Linked DNA regions of Mus musculus: region 2 is linked to region 1. Evidence: chromatin loops called from intact Hi-C (ENCODE). Cell type or tissue: left cerebral cortex. All regions are shown on one strand.

Region 1 (8,000 bases):
AAGCTTCCCTGCGACACTGGGAGCCTAGGGGTTGATCTCCAGCACTGCAAACCTGGCACGGTGGCCCCAAGCTACAATTGCAACAGCAGAGGCAAGAATGTCAGAAGTTCAAGGCCGTGATCCTCCGCAATCTATGGAGTTCACCATCAGCCTGGGCCGCATGAGACACCATCTCAACAAAACAACACAATCTGCGAAGGAAAAATAAAACTTGGTGGTGGTGGTGGTGTGGCCAGTGTCAGGATGCTCTCTCCAGTTCAAGGCCTGTCTGGGTTCTTGCATTGCAAGACTCCAACTCCAACAATACCAACCTTAAGAAAAACAGTGCAGTGACGTAGTAGCCTTCTCCTTTAGTCCTTTATCAGTCTCTGGCTTGGACACTGCAGTGCTCGGGGCCCCGCCCCATCAGGTCTCCTCCCAGCTCACCACTTAACAGTTTGTTCAAGTCTCCATCAGGAAGGTAGCCACTGACTTCTGCCTATCGAGGAACAACAAACAGCACACTACAGAGTCAAAGGGCACTGAACCATGGCCAGAGCCCCTTTTAGGTATTAACTGGTTGGGGTGGGAAGGCGGCCTGACAGCCTGGCACCTTTGGGACTCCCATATTCAAGGAAGGAGCCGGGTAAAGAAAGGCCTTTCTAGCTCTGATGATCTGTGGTTCTGCGGTAAAAATCCAAAATATAATCCAATTAGCTGTGTTGCCTGTACTTTGTGATTGAGAATAATCGCAAAAAAACAATTACCATCATAAAAACATGCAGCTCTTTAACACATGGGAACCCAGATGATTCAAAAATCAGTTTGTTTGGAGTGTTGGGAAACAGCAGGGTTTGTGGTCTGAAGTCTTATGAAGTGCCTTCTAAAAATCATATTCACAATTTATAATAAACACAGTCCATGTAAGTACACAATTTTAAAAAGGGACTTTGACATTGTTACATTGTTCACTACAAATGCTCCGCCCATCCATGCTGTCAGAGAGGCACTACCCCAGTTTAGGGGACAGAGAGATTGACAGTCTGACCACTCAAAAGCTTTGGCTGTGTTGAGATTTTTCCAAATGTCTCCAAACCCACAATGGACACGGCATAGTTTTGGTGATGAGTGAATTCCATTGTCTCCTAATCCTATGAAAATTAATGGGAAAGTGTTAATTGTGCATCAATGCATGCTTAACATTAACCCAGGGATTTGATGAACCACAACTTTATGTTGCCCCTCATGCCATATTAACTTGGTTTATTGTAATAATTTAAAACAATAAGGATAATTGTATCCGTACTGTTTTAAATACTCCATAAATTGAATACAGCCTGAATCTGGCCAGCCTGGAATACGAAGTGTGCGATTCCCCCGGGAAGCTACAGTCACCAATCCTTTGGAGTTTACACTTTGCCAGGGGAGAAAGGGAACTTTTACCAAACACCTACTAAGTGTCAGAATCTGTGAGGCTCCTAGTTCCAAAAACTAGGGGTAAGGTGCTTTGTTATCTCCAAGACCTACCGCAGGTCTTGGGAGATAGAGAGCCATTTCACTCCTGGCGCTTACACTCTTTACAGAGGAAGCCCTAGTAACTTTAAACATAAATAAATTAGATAACGGATGAATGGTCGAGGGATTTTCTGAAATAAGCACCTATCTTAACCACCCTCGGGATACTCCCAAACTGCTACTCAATCTCCATGAACATTTGCTTTGAACCCCAATCATTTGACCTTGACCCCTACAAGCCCACTTTATTATATTTTCAAATCGCGGTCTGAGTAAGGCGCAAGCCCTGTCTGGTTGCTTCCTCGCCCCCTGTTATCTATCGCGTCAGTTTCTCAAAGTTCCGAAATAACCTTCGCGGGCACGGCTCCGTACCTCTGGCGGGGAAGGGCGGGGAGCCGTGCAGGACGTGCCAGTGTGGAGCGGGAGCCAGAGAACTTGCCGCGCGAAGGGAAAATAAAACTTGTGGCTGGTGTTCGTGCAGGAGGGTCTCCTCCATCCGCAAGCCCCCCAGATCCCGGGGTTCTCGAGGACTGCCCTGGGAGCGCAGGGTGTGGGTGTGCTCCCGGCGTCCTTGACCTAAATTTCCGCGCGGTGGCTGGAAACGGGGGCACAGAGGCAGGGAGGGCGGCGGGTGCCACCTCCGAATCGGGCGCAGGGCCCCAGGAACTTGAATGAATAGTCCGAACTAGGGGGGCCCGGGGGCGCTGCCGCCTCCCGGCCCAGCGAACAGCCCGGGCCGAGCTCCCCGCGCCTCCCCCTCCCCCACACCCAGCCCATGTGATCTGAGCCGACTCGGGGTGCGCTTCCCGTCTCCCCGCCTGCTTGGCGTGGCCAACCCCCCCACTCGAGTCGCGGGGCTCGCGCGCCGCCCCTGATGGGTCCCGCTGCCGCGGGGGGCCGAGCGTGTGCGCGCGCGGACAGGCGGGGGACCGAACGGGGTGCGTGACGTCACCGCATTGGTTACACGACGTTCTAGAACTCCGCCCCACGTGCGCGGGGAGGAGGGGGAGGAGGAGGAGGAGATGGGGGTGGGGAGGAGGAGGGGGAGAGGTGGGGATGGGCCGGGGGGGCGGGGACGGGGGGTGTGCGAGGCGGCGGGGCTGAGCTGAGCCGAGCCCACGTGTGACGGGCTCTCGCCGCTGGCCCGGCTCGGCGCTCGCGGAGCTTCGCAGCCGCCGGGCGGGGGGAGGAGGCGGGGGAGGAGGGACGGAGATCTGGGGCTCGGAGCCGGCCGCCGCTGCGCTCCGCTTCGCTGTGGGGCTCGGTGTGTCGGGGGTGGGGGGGCGGGGGGGCTCCGCTATGGAGGCAAATGGGAGCCCAGGCACCTCGGGCAGCGCCAACGACTCCCAGCACGACCCCGGGTAAGTTTCCAGCCGCTGCCCACCGCGCCGCCGCGGGCTCGTTCGGGGCTGTGCGGGCGACGGTGCGGAGCGGGGCATTCGCGCGCCCCCCGCGCCCCCGCGCGCACCCTTGGGGCACTCGCGCACCTTGGGGTGGCGTGGGGCCGCCACCTTCTCCCCCAGCCCACCTCCAGGCTCGCGCTCGCCCGCTCCCCCCCAGCTTTCCTTTTAGCTTTTGTAAGTTACACGTCAAAATGGCCGATCTGACATCGGTGCTCACTTCGGTTATGTTTTCTCCCTCTAGTAAAATGTTTATCGGTGGACTGAGCTGGCAGACCTCACCAGGTAAGGGAGGGAGGGGGGGACGCCTGGGTCCCCCCCTTCTTGGCTTCTTTATTGCTCTTTGTTATCCCAGTGTAAGAGCCCCCCCACCCCGCCATTGGCTCCCCACTTCTCCTGTGCAAGGTTATTTTTTTAAATAGCAAATCCTTTCCGAGCCCTCTACGCGACCTCTGTTGCTGAATTTCCCCCTCGTGTGCAAAAATATTGCAAAAACAAAACAGAATAACAACAGAAAACTACTTTTGCTTTTTGTCCTTGATCAAAAAATTGCATTGCTCCCCCCTCCACACCTTCTCCCACCCCCCCATCTCTCTCTCTCTCCCTCTCTCTCTACAGATAGCCTTAGAGACTATTTTAGCAAATTTGGAGAAATTAGAGAATGTATGGTCATGAGAGATCCCACAACGAAACGCTCCAGGTAACGCATTCCCTTCTCGATTTTGCCTTTATTTTAGAACAAAGTTTTAGTTTTATTTTTGGAGGTGTCTTCGGAAGTAGCTAAGCGGATTTAGAATGGGGCTCAGGCGCGTGGCTGGTTGGAACGTCGCTCCCCCCCCCCATAACCCCAAAGGTTATTGTTAATTAGGGCCGAACTCTGGATTCAGAGACGCCCATCTCTCCCGCTTGAAGTCATTTTCCTGTCGCTTCTTGTTCTCTTGTTTAAAATGACATTCAGTTCACCCACTTTCCACATAGTTTTTTTTTTTTTTTTAATTTAAAAATTTGAATGTATGCCTTCTGCACACTCCCAAACTCTGAAGTCCCCTCTTTGGGAGGTGAATGAATATCTTAGTGTCCGTTTTCCTTCGGAATAAAACAAAGCCTTAAGAAAGGGAAGAGGAGGAGAGGAAACTGAGGCGGCCAGAGTGGAGACACCAGCATTTTCCAAGTTACCTCCAGCCGCCCTGCCCCCTCGTCCCGCTTCCCCCACTAACCTTGGTATTTTTACCTCTTGAGGCAGAGGGCTGTGGGTTAGAGGAGAATAGAGGGAGCTGGTGGGGATGGGGGGTGCGTGGGGGCAACATTCGCATCCTAGTCTACATATAGGGTCTCCTTGTTGCGCTCAGTAGTGTCACATTTTGTTTGTTTTTCTCCCTCTTTGTCTCCTTCCAGAGGCTTCGGTTTCGTCACCTTCGCAGACCCAGCAAGTGTAGATAAAGTATTAGGTCAGCCCCACCATGAGTTAGATTCCAAGACGGTAGGTTGCTTTTTTTTTTTTTTTCTAAATAGTTGTTGTTTGCCCCTTTTCAGTACCGGTCTGGGCATTGACAGCCCTGTTTAAAGGGACAGCGCCTTCTTTTGCTTCTGTGCTAGAACTGGGTACTTTTAAACAGCTAGCGAGTTGGCTCAGAAGTTTGCTGCGGTGGCTGGTTTTGGGGGTTTCCTTTTTAGTGTCTGTCCCATTGCAGCTTCAGACGCTGCCAAGCCAAGGTTGGGGGGAGGGGGGTCGGCTCCCTGAGAGGGCAGCCTCCCGCCAAGGGACCTTGCAAAGAAACTCCAATGCAGAGTAAATGGAACTTTCTTTGTCAGCCGAGCACAGCCTGTGGCATTGGGATTGGCTTGTAGAAGGAAGGCACAGCCTGCTTCCTGGCGGAGGAGGCAGGGGTGGGGCCAATGGGAGGGGGCGCTCATCTTAGGTCCAGGCAACAGGTTTCACTGGGACTCCTAGTGATTTGAGCTGTGGTTTGAGAAAGGAAGAGAGATACAGGCAGAGGCAATTGGGCATCCAGTGGGTTTACTCCAGATGGCAAATTGAAAGCTGATAAACCTTGGATTTCAAAGTGAATCTCCCCCCCCCCCCTTTCTCAGGTCTTTCATTTGTGTGTGGGTACTTTTACAGCATTTGAAGTTTTTAAAATTCAGAGTTTAGAGGCGAAAGTCCTTACGTGGAGGTCAGAGAGAATAAGGGGCGGGGGGGGGGGGATGTCAGTCTGGAATAATAAATGCAATGATGGGGAGTTCCCTATGGTTTGCTTAGCTCCTGGGCTGGCTTCCTGCCTCTCCTCCTTTCCCCGTTTGCTTACCAGAATTTCACCGGGATTTTTAAAAAAATATATTTATTTATTTATTTGTACCCCTGCTTAAGGCGGAGGCCTCAAGGTGATATGTGGCTTTGGCTGGCTGCATAGGATGCTTCTGTTCTGGTGCGAGCTTTTGAGGGTGAGGCAGCTGCCCACTGTAAACTTGACCCTCAGTCCCCTGTTCTGTCAAGTCAGCAGAAAGCAAGGGTCTTCCAAGCCCTTTCGACTTTTTAACTCTTGAGTGGAGGAAAAGAGAGCAGGGTAACCTTTGGCGCACTTGAATTGATTTTGCAAACTCACCCTCTTGTTTATGATCAAGGAGGTCAGGTGTTGACCTTACCCCCCAAGAAAAGACCTCAGGCGCTTAAGGCACTTTTTAATTGTCCTAGACATGTCAGAGCTTGCAGCCTAGCCTGTTCGTGCTGTCAGATCATTTAATATCAGGAACGATCATTCGTAAGGTGATAAGGAATGTCTGAACAGTTTATTATTACTATTTTTTTTCTCCCTTGACTTCTTCGCTTAGCCGCTTAAGCTTTCGCAGGAAAAATTCAAAGCTGATCTGTCTGGCTCATCCACACCTTTTGCCTGGGTGGGAGACCTGGAGTTTTGAATTAAAGGGTGCTGGCTGGTCAGATCTTTCCCTATCCTCACTGCTGGGCCTTGGGCTTCTCCACCCTTGTTTTGTAGACATGTTTTGGTTGCTGTTACTTAGTATAACCTAGCTTTTGACTTTGTTTCAACGTTCAGTGCAGGAGGCAGAGCAGAAGCGGTTGGTTTATTGACATGGAAAGGAGGATCTTGTTTACTGTGCCCTTAAAAGCTTTGTTTAGGTAAAGGCCATTCGCATCCAAAATAGTACCCTAGTGTTTTCTAGAGGACTCTAGAGCCAGTACTAGCGCTGTACCTAAGTAACTAATGTTTTAATTTTGGGTAGTATCTCTCTCTCTCTCTCTCTCTCTCTCTCTCTCTCTCTCTCTCTCTCTCTCTCTCTCTCTCTCGTTGACTAGGATGTGCAAAAGGTTGGGATTTGCCTTCTTGCCTTGCCACTTCCTAGGCCTTGGAGGTCTCAGTGTGGAAAACTTTGCACGTGGGAGAGCCCTGATCTCAGGGTACATTCTGATGTCACCACCACACACATACAGTGCAGTCTCAAATTGGCGTTTGGTTTTGTAATTTTACTTTTTTTTTTTTTTTAATCTTAGTACTTTATTTTCTTCCCTGTACTTTTCTCACCCCCCCCCCAAGCCATTCCCTGGTTTGTACCTCATCTATTGCCACACAAACAGGGTGACTTCCACTGCACCTGTGTGTTGGTCAGATCAATGCAAGCCTTGGGAGGGCGTCTTTTTTTTTTTTTTTTTTAAACCGAACAAAGACAAGCATCTGTCTTGGTTTTGGCGACAGAATGGAAATCCACACCTGTTGTATTTCTTTTGTAGAGAAACTCTAGTCAGTGCTGGGCACACCTGTAGACGCAGTAATATTAATCTTTACGAAAGGGTAGTTTCCTAGATCCAAGATTTCGGTCTGTTTTAGTTTTTGCAAGGTAATCTCTCATTTCTCAGGTAATGCTTAAAGGTAGAAAACACAGGCAGATTTTTAGGTCTTGAAGCTGCATTAATAAAAGTGAGTTTATTTTTGTTTTATGGGCTGGGGCTCTAGGGGACCCGGGGATTACGGATTGGGAGGGGGCTGCGTATATTCACCCCCTTTGAGTTTTTCTCAAAGCATGATTATTACATATTATTTTCTCCGGTGACAGATTTACTCATTAAAGGGGAAACTCTAACATAAAAGCCAGAGCTCATAAATAGATAACTTGTAGCAGTACCTACACCATTGTCCATGTTAACCTATACTTGAAGATTGGTGATGTTTGGAAATCTAATGGAAACGGGGGCAATGGAAATTTTTTAAATTCCTCCCTGTTTTCTATCTTGGCGGTAACTTTTTTCCCCTCGCATCAGCTGTTACACTCAAATGCTTCTGTGGGGATTGTAAAGCCAGTCAGTCAGTCACTGACCGAGAATCATGTGTTCTGCAAGCAAGCGGCTGATGGGGGGGGAGGGCTTTTTCCGTTGGGGTGGAGGTGGGGAAGGGGAATACTCGAGTTAATGCATTAGATTCACACTTCTGTCCAGTCGTTCTCTTTTTAACTCTCCTACGATGCCCTTTCTAATTTGGACTTTGAGTTGTTCATTTAAGCAGTTTTACCCTTGTGGGTTTTTCGTTTGTTTGTTTGTTTGTTGTTGTTGTTTTTAAAATCCATGTTGATTAATTCATATATGCACCTTTCTTTCCCCTTTTACAACAATTAAAAAAAAAAAAGAAACAAGTCAGCTTGTCATTGATATCTGCATTCTCTGAAATTAACCAATAGGCAAATGCAATTTTTTTTGTTGTGTTTTTTGCTTTTGTTTTTTTTTTTTGTTTTTTTGAGTCAGGGTCTCTCTGTAGCCCAGGCTACCCTAGAATTCAGCTATGGTGACCCAGAGGGACTTCCATCTCAATGATCCTCCTTAAGCTTCAGAAGTGTAGGGGTTACAGGTGTGAGCCATCATGCCTGGCTGTAAAAGACCTTTTAAATCATCCTGAGTGATTTTTATTTTGCTAACACCAGTCAATTAAACTGAGATGAGTATTGTATTTTATAACTGGAGAGTTTTTAGATATTGTTGACTTTTGATTTTATTTATTTATTTATTTATTTATCTATTTATTTATTTATGGGATCCCCTTACCCCTGCTTTGCCAGGGAGAAGAGACAATGAGAATCACTACGGCTGGAAAAACATTTAAT
Region 2 (8,000 bases), 130 kb after region 1:
TTGAGCCAGAATGGCCCATTCTGCTGCTGTGTCTGGACTTCCTCCATCTTACTATGGCCTCTGTGCAGAGTGTGCTAAACTTCGGGTCTCTGTCACCATCTTTTACTGGCCCTTTCCCTTTTCCACCTTGCCTAAGGTGACAGCTGGTCCAGCTGTTTGTTTCAGGGGCATGGCTGCTATCAAAGGGGCTGAACTAAGGGGTCGCTTAACTATGTCATTGCTGTGAATGGCTTGGGTACACAGGACACACAGCTTTAAATAACTCAGACTGGAGGCTTCGCTACCCTTTTTGTTTTTTCCCCACTTTCCTCGAAGAAGATTTAACCCCCTCCCTCCTCCCCAAGTTAGAAATGCTGAGGCTTGTTTCTATCAAATGTGATCATGGAATGAAGCCTCCAGCACAGGACTCAGCAGACTTAGATGGCTGTCACTCCCCACTCGGTGGCTGTTTCTAGTGCCTTCTGTGGAGAGTGGCAAGGTAGGCAGTATTCCAAGGTCTCTGGGATGAGCCTGACCACAGGATGGCCTCTAGCAATATAGTGACAGACTTTGGTTCTAGCCTCAGTTTCCCTTCTGGGGAACCTGTTGACGGATTTGTGAAGGCTGGTAGATTGCTTTACAACCCATATGGTCTCTATTGTAGCTTCTGCTATTGTAGGGTGAAAACAACTGCAGCCCATATATAAACAGATGGCTGTGCTTGTGTTCCAATAAAACTTTATAAAAACAAACAAAGAGCCAGATTTGGCCTGTGTGTCTCATTGACCCCTGAACGGAATTATTTCCAAGGCTGGTCTTTAAGTGGAAAAAGTCCTGTAGAGAGTGTTTAAATAGAAGTAGATAGAATATAACCCGAGGTATTTATAGACTAACCAAACAATACATTGCTCACAGTAGCAAGCGTGGTATATAGTAAGCAAAACAGTTGTCACCACATTACAGTTTATTTCTGGGACTCGTGATGCAGGGATAGTGCGTCTTGATTGGAGACTGCATTCTTTATTTGGAAAAGGGCACTATTTATAAGCTAGAATTGTCGTCCTATGAGTAAGGCCCAGAAAAACTGAATAAGTTACTTTCAGTCTTCCTGTCCCAGGCGGGGTCTGAATGATCCAAACTCATGACGTTCAAACCTTCATCTTAAGATGGTTTTACGGTGTGTTGATGTTTCTGATTTACAGTTACATGTGTTTGGTGCTGAGCTCTTAAATACATTTTAAAATGTGCTTTCAAAGATGTCAAGTTAGACACATGGCATCTCCAGGATGGATGTGGATGGTGGGAAAGAAGTTGTCCAAGCTCACACAGCCAGGCTGGGTAGAGCCAGGATAGGCCCTTGTGGCACGAGCTAGGCTCTCTGTGCTCTTGATAAAACCCTGTCTGCTCCTTGGGCAGTCAGCAGACTCTCATGCACAGGGAACAGGGCTTATTCATTTGTCAAAACCCACTCATCTCCAGTAATTTATTTAACTGCCTTGGTTTTTTGGTGGACATTATCTGTGTTTGTGATTTCATACATAACAGCAATGATGTATATAGACCATTCCAAAAGCTGGCAGATGACTGATGCTCTGATATGCTGGAGCAGAACGACTCCAAAGAGCCTATCTCTTAACAAAGTGCCCTGGGCTGCAGAAGCCCTCCTCCTCCTCCTCCTTCTCCTCCTCCTCCTCCTCCTCCTCTTCTTCCTCCTCTCCCACTCCCCTTTGGGCCCCTTCTTCAAGTTTCATTCTCATACTTACATTCATGATAGAAATTTGATCAAAGAGGACTGGAAGCAGAGTTGACCCCTCTGCCTTGTGCTGGATGGAGAAGAAAGTTTCCCACTTCTCAGCTGCTCCCGGGGCGAGGCGCCAGGGCAGCTCCAGTGGCCAGCTCTGCTCCCCTCGGCTCCCTAGGTGATGCTGACTTCACAGTACTCCAGTGAGAGCCATGGAGGCTTCCAATTATACTTCACATGGCGAGCTGTGTAATTAGTTTGGAAGACTTATGCTTAGTCATTGGTTTATCCTAATCGGCTTTGGCTTTTCCCAACAACAAAGTGAGCTCATTTTGCTGAGCTGAACCGACTCTGCACCCTTTGTCTTGGTGTCCATTGTCTCTCTCCTTTCATTCTGTCTTACTGCCAGCGTTCTGTTTCATTAGGCCGGCAAGTCATTTCCAATCCAGTGGGCTGCTACAATCCAGCCTTTTATCACCCGCTGCCCTGGTTCCCATGTCCCCTCTGGGCCTGGGCCTGAGTCTGTGGCTTGATATGAGGGCCTTAACCCCTTCGTGGGCTAGCTGGTGGTGGTGATGGTGAGGGGCAAAGACAGCAAGGAAGGATAGGGTCTGGGAAGTTATAACTTCCTGGCTTCCAGGGAAGGGAGCTCTCTGGGAAGATCGTGGGTGGGTGGAGTGCTCTTAGCACCTTCTGTAGGAGCTGGGCTGTGTGAGGGGCTGAGAAAGTTAGCTAAGGCTCCAAAGAGTGATTGGTGTTTGAAAACTTCATAGGAAAAACAGTTGGAAACCAGAATGAACTGGCTTTTTCACATAGGAATCCCTCCTTTAGTCCACTGATGTGGGGGCTCTGGGAGTGCATATTTTGAGAGTGAAAACCTGGTGCCTGCTTTTTAGCCCCAGGCTGTAGTAGGTATATGGAGGTGTGGCTGTGGCCTCTGTTTGGATTCCTTTTGATTCAGAAAGTGTGAGGAAAGTCTTACCTAGAAGGAAAAACAAAACAAAACAAAACCCCTGGCATAAAGCCTTTGAAATTGGAAAAGCAAGGGATTTGTGAGAAATAAAGAGGCAAGTTACCATATTCCTGAAAGTGGACTGTGATCCTGGGATAGATTTTTTTTTTTTTATCACTTCCAAATGTGTGGCACAGATAAACAGCTCTGTACAGTGTGTGATTCTCTCAGAAGTAGCCTGGAAAACAAAAATCTGTGTGTGTCCTTTGTGGCTGTCTCTGCTCCCACGGGGCCTTCATCCTCTGAAGTGGTTTGCGCAGGTGGGCTGGCAGGAGGGAAGGGGGCCTCCTTGCTCATCTGCTTGGCATCTTCCAGAGCCCGGAGTGTTCCTTAGACTTGTAAGTGGGGCCAGGAAGACTCATTCCCTCAGTTCATGATCCTGAGATAGCCAGATGCAAAGCCAACCTTGTCCCCACGTCATTCCTGTCCTCTGTCTGGTTTGTGTTAATCCCTCCTTTCAGAAGCATATCTTATGGAGAAGAGGACAGGGGACAGGGGACAGCAAAGTGCTGCCTCATTTCCCACATTCCCCGTTTAGGCCCAGGTGGCAGACAGCATCACCACCAGTTAACAAGATCGCTATGCTGGCTGTAAATCCTCCCTGTGCTTGTGTCTTGTGTCTTCCTGCTCGCGTCAGCCTCCCAACCTTGTTTCTGCTCTGGCCAGTGGAGTTAGAAATAGATTCAGCTCCCTAGCCTCGCTTCTCCTAAATCTTCATGTTTTTGCTTCAAACAAGAATTCCTAAAATAGACAGAAGGTTTCCAGGAAGGCGTCCCATTTCCCTCTTAGTGTACAAAATATAGCCAGCTGTTAGGCAAAGGCATCAGACATTATTATTGTACCGTTAACAGTGTTTTAAAATATACAAATAGAAAAATATCCCCATGCCTTCTGGGTTCCAAGCTGGGCAAACTTTGAGATTATGTTAATCAAATGCCACGTTCATTTGCATACGAGGTATGCACTGGGCCTCACCCTTTGCTGCTTTCCTCTGTGGCCCTGCAGGGTTCAGCTTTAGTTCATTTGAAAGAAGGCAGGACCAGGGAGCTCCTGGCAGCAAAGGAGTTAAAGAGGCCTGTGGTGGGGATGGGAGCGAACGAACTGGAAGTACTTCCAGGGGGCTCACCTTCCCAGAGTCCTCCCGGAGGCCTCTGAAGAGGTCACTTACAAAGGAGTTGTTAGCATGAGAAAGGAAAGCTTTCTCTCCCAAGATGGTTTTCAGTGGGAACTGAAAAAGCACCAGAAATCATGGCCCAGGCTTGTGCCAGTGGGTGCAAGGGGTGGTTCTTCAGGGAGAGAAAGCACAGTTCATTTAGACTTGGCATAGACATCCGACCCGATTATTCTGTGGAGTGAGCATTGATATGGAGATTCTGCCCCACCCCCACCCCATCAATAGGACACCCATTACGTGGGTCATGTATGCTTTTCTTTTTCTTCCCCTTTCTTCTCCTTTTCCCCCTTCCTTTGTCCTCGTAGGAATAGCCTGTGTAGAATGGCCCGGTTTGTCAAGTTTCTGCCCTGTAAGTTTTTACAGTTCTGCATTTTGAGACTCCCCATATCTGTGACTTAGTCCCTAAGTGGGCTGCCAATAGGTGCTTTATTTACATTCGAAGCCACAGTAGAGAAAAGACCCAGGAATAAAACGTTAACAGGCAGGAAGAGGCAGGAGCCTAGCGTTTCTGACTGTTGCTAACCTCACTGCTGCCTTTAAAGCCAATCACGAGGCTCGCGGCTGATATTTAATAGCTTTGAGCTGATTATTTTTTCTTCTCCTCCTCTTTCTTTTCTCTCCAAGTTGACCTGGGTGTACTTGAGCGGAAATGAAGTCATCCAAATGCTGAATTAGAATAGTCACAGTCCCCTAAGAATGAAATGGAAGCAGAGATTAAATGGTGGAGGGAAAGCAGGCATTAATGAACACCGAGGGAAACTTTGCATAAAATAAATAGGAGCTTGAGCATGTCCCCGCCGCTTCTGTTTCTCCCTCGGTTTGTGTTGTCTTTTTGGTGTATCGCTGATGGCAAAGAGGGATCTGAAAGGTCACATACTCTCTGCCACCTAGGCGACAGCGCTCTCTTCTTTGTGGGATGCGTTTTCTTCTGTGATGGGGGAACCTGGATGGAGGGTCTGTTGTTGTGGAGGGCTGGCCATTACTTGTTGCAGCTGGAGTGGGTGGAGACAGATGGAAGAGAGGAAAGGGTGGGAGGCAGCACAGGGCCGGTGAGCCAGCCATCCTGATACTGTTTGTAACAGACAGATTCCTGCTTGTAGGGACTTGTTCCCACAAACCTGGGCTGGCCAAAGGTAGAGTGACCAGTTGTAACTGTTTACCTAGGACTGGAGCTCAGATCCTAGGAGTAAAGGAACCGTCAGAGCGGTCACAGCCTGAAGCTTCCCCCCCACCCCCACCCCCGTGTCCTGGGATTCTCTTTCACACCTGTTCACAGTGTACCTTCTCGATTTATTCCGGCAGCCGTGGGGGAGAGTTAGCACAAGACCTGTATGAACCAGGCTGGAAATTGTTCAATGAGAGAGTGGTCCGGGGAAGACAGGAAGAACAGGCAGTGGTGGTTTGGAGTGCAGCGACCTTTTGGACTCCTGTTTGGCTCCTGCTTGGGGATTATTTCTGTGACCACTGGAAATAATAATAATAATAATAATGAAAAAATTCTGCCCTAGCTCAGTGAAAAGTGAGCCGCTTGTAGTTAGAGAGCAGAGTGAGGATTTAATTAGATTTAAAAGCCCAGCAGAGCCTTGTTTACAGGAAGTGGTTTTAGGTGGTCTGCTGTAGAAGATGCAATTTCTGCAAGTGGATTACTTATAATGAGAGATTTTTGGTTGCTGAGGTCGCTAACGGCCTTTTATAATTGGAGGCAGAGGTAAATATTTTCTGACTTGCTTATGGCGTGTTAGCATTCAAAGAAACAATTTAAGGTGCTGTTCACTAAAGGAAAAATAAATGAGACTGTGGACTGCTCAGAGGCAGGCTTCCTGACTGTGTTTCCAGCTTTCTTCTGGACCGTCAGAAGGACTCGGAAGGCCTCAGGGAGAGGATGTGCTGCGGGCCTTCCAAGGCTTGGAACAATTAATTTTTTTTTTATATTTTATCTTTTACAAAAACATTCTTTTAAAAAAACTAGTAAACAAAAGAGGGGATGATTAACAATGTAGTCGCTCCATCTTAGCTGACATTACGTTCAGATTCCGGAATTCCTGTCATGTCTGCCCCTAACCCTTACTTGCCTGTCAGTTGTCCCAGTGCCATAGGATTGGCTCCTGTTTTAAACTGCTGGGGAGAGATTGGGAGAGGGTAAGTGATCGGTTCAGAGCTGATCAGCCAGACAGAAGGCTCAAGCTTCACACCCCAATCTTCTAGTGAGAAGACATGGGGTTTGGCTTCATGTGAGATACTCACGGTGAAGGATAGCCATCTGGACTGTCTTCCAGTAAATACCCCCTCACACTACTCTTTAGATGAGAACTTTAGTCCAGGCTGGCCCCAAACTCCCTGTGTTGTCATGAAGAACCTCAAACTTGTGATCCTTCTGCCTCTACTTCTAAATGCTGGCATTTTTGGCTATATACCACCACACTTGGTTCTGTGTCATGCTGGGGTTTGAACTCAGGACCTTGGACATGCTAGACAAGCACTCTGCCGCTGATCTACAGCTTAGGTCAGCTAACCATTACTTTATAACTATTTGTAAAATTTGTTATATAGGCCAGGTGGTGCTAGTACACGCCTTTCATCCCAGCACTCAGGAAGCAGAAGCAGGCGGATCTCTGTGAGTTCAAGGCCAGCCTGATCTACAGACCAAGTTCCAGGACAACCAGGGCTATACAGAGAAAAACCCTGTTTTGAAAAGCAACAGAACAACAGAAAACTTGTTATATAGAATAAATATCGTTATATAGAGTAAATATTATGGCATAGAAGGCCACAAGTTGTGTGGTTCTTGTTGAAAAATAGTCTTTGGTTTGTTTGAAAATAGTTCCTGGCCATGTTTACCTCCATTTCTGGTCACAGGAGTCTGCCTTTCCCATATCTGACCTTGAGGATGAAATACTGGTATTAATAAAGTTATTCTATAAAGTGCCAGATAATTAGTTTTAGTTTTGTACCCAGTGTGGTCTTTAAGGCCATTTGTCATCCTACCAAACAGGAGACAAAGACAATATGAAAATATGTGTCTGTGGCTTTGCCTTAATAAAACTTTATTTATAGAAACCAGGAGACAGCCTGGTTGTCCCACAGGCAGTAGTAGCTCACCATCACACAGGCTTAGAATGTTGCCTCATTCATAGAAGGCTTTTTTTTTCTCTCTCTACACTTGAATGATTCAAATTCAGCTCACTTACTAAGTCATTTCACTCTTCTGGCCTCTTTCTTTATCTGCAATAACCGTCCATAGCATACACATGTATAGCATTTATACATACATAAGATGGCCATGAGATTAAATGAGCACCTGCATTTGTAGTTCTTAGCATCCTGACAAAAATAAAGCTGGTGCTTAATAAACACTAGAAACGTGGATTGCAGTTACTTTCTACCCTTGAGATCCAAGTCCTCTCAGTCTGTAGAATTGCCTCCCTAGTCTTTTAGAGCAGTAGGCTTGCCAGCCTACTCATGCATGTGTGTGTGTGCGCTCTCGCAGACATACACACACACACAATTTCATCTGTCCTTTGGGCGATCTTAACTCTTTAGTTCTTTCACCAGACCTGGAGACAAACACAGACTGAGAAGTTCTCCCGGATCCTCACGACACACAGATGACATCCTATAAGTCTTGATGTGGCGTACCCTGCGTTCAGTCCAGCCACTTCTGTGCTTCTAGTTCTTGAAAGAGACCTTCAGGTGGCTCTGCCTTTCGTGGAGAGCACAGGGTTTGTCGTGGGCCAAGGAGGAATTGTTATAGTTGGATCCTGTTGGATGGACTCTTGTAACTTTTTTGAATAATTGAGCCTTTTGTAGGGAGGTAAAGAATATCATCTGGAAATCATCCCAGGAATACTTAGCTGATGTTTATTAAAATACATTTAAATATATTGATCCACTAATGTGTTTATTGCGTTTATTTGGCCCCATGGGAGAGCTTTTCACATCCTTGCTAAGTCTTCTTTCTTTTCCCTGCACATATGATTCTCATAAGCTTAGTTTTCTGGCTTTCCTTGAATTTACAGCAAATATTAAGGGATGGGAAGATGTTAGTAAACTCAGTGTAAAGTGGGAGGGAGCAAGCCCTATAAAGACAAAGGGCC

Evidence for each region. Hi-C counts contacts between places; a loop is a spot of excess contacts. Peaks named below come from ENCODE experiments on the same cell type or tissue, not always from the same donor. Only the 100,000 strongest peaks of a DNase experiment are listed, where the experiment ranks them.
Region 2: it touches region 1 in a loop (2.5-fold over the local background); 4 of 42 quality-filtered maps call a loop at or near these places.

What each region holds. Positions count from the first base shown.
Region 1 is chr11:88,712,884-88,720,883 of GRCm38, reverse strand. It overlaps Msi2 (musashi RNA-binding protein 2), which reads left to right and starts at 2,655. Exons shown (of 14, transcript NM_054043.3): 1 at 2,655-2,855; 2 at 3,139-3,179; 3 at 3,513-3,594; 4 at 4,290-4,374. The coding sequence starts at 2,794. It overlaps C030037D09Rik (RIKEN cDNA C030037D09 gene), which reads right to left and starts at 2,241. Exons shown (of 4, transcript NR_038058.1): 1 at 1,867-2,241; 2 at 312-478. In left cerebral cortex, no CTCF peak of the experiment used is centred here; DNase peaks (open chromatin) are centred at 1,914, 2,369, 3,628 and 4,610; H3K4me3 peaks cover 4,229 bases; H3K27ac peaks cover 3,302 bases.
Region 2 is chr11:88,579,431-88,587,430 of GRCm38, reverse strand. All of the region lies in intron 6 of Msi2 (musashi RNA-binding protein 2), which reads left to right. Among named protein-coding and RNA genes, the nearest start is that of 0610039H22Rik, 36 kb to the left of the region's middle. In left cerebral cortex, no CTCF peak of the experiment used is centred here; DNase peaks (open chromatin) are centred at 2,083, 3,432, 3,915, 4,414 and 1 more place; H3K27ac peaks cover 5,995 bases.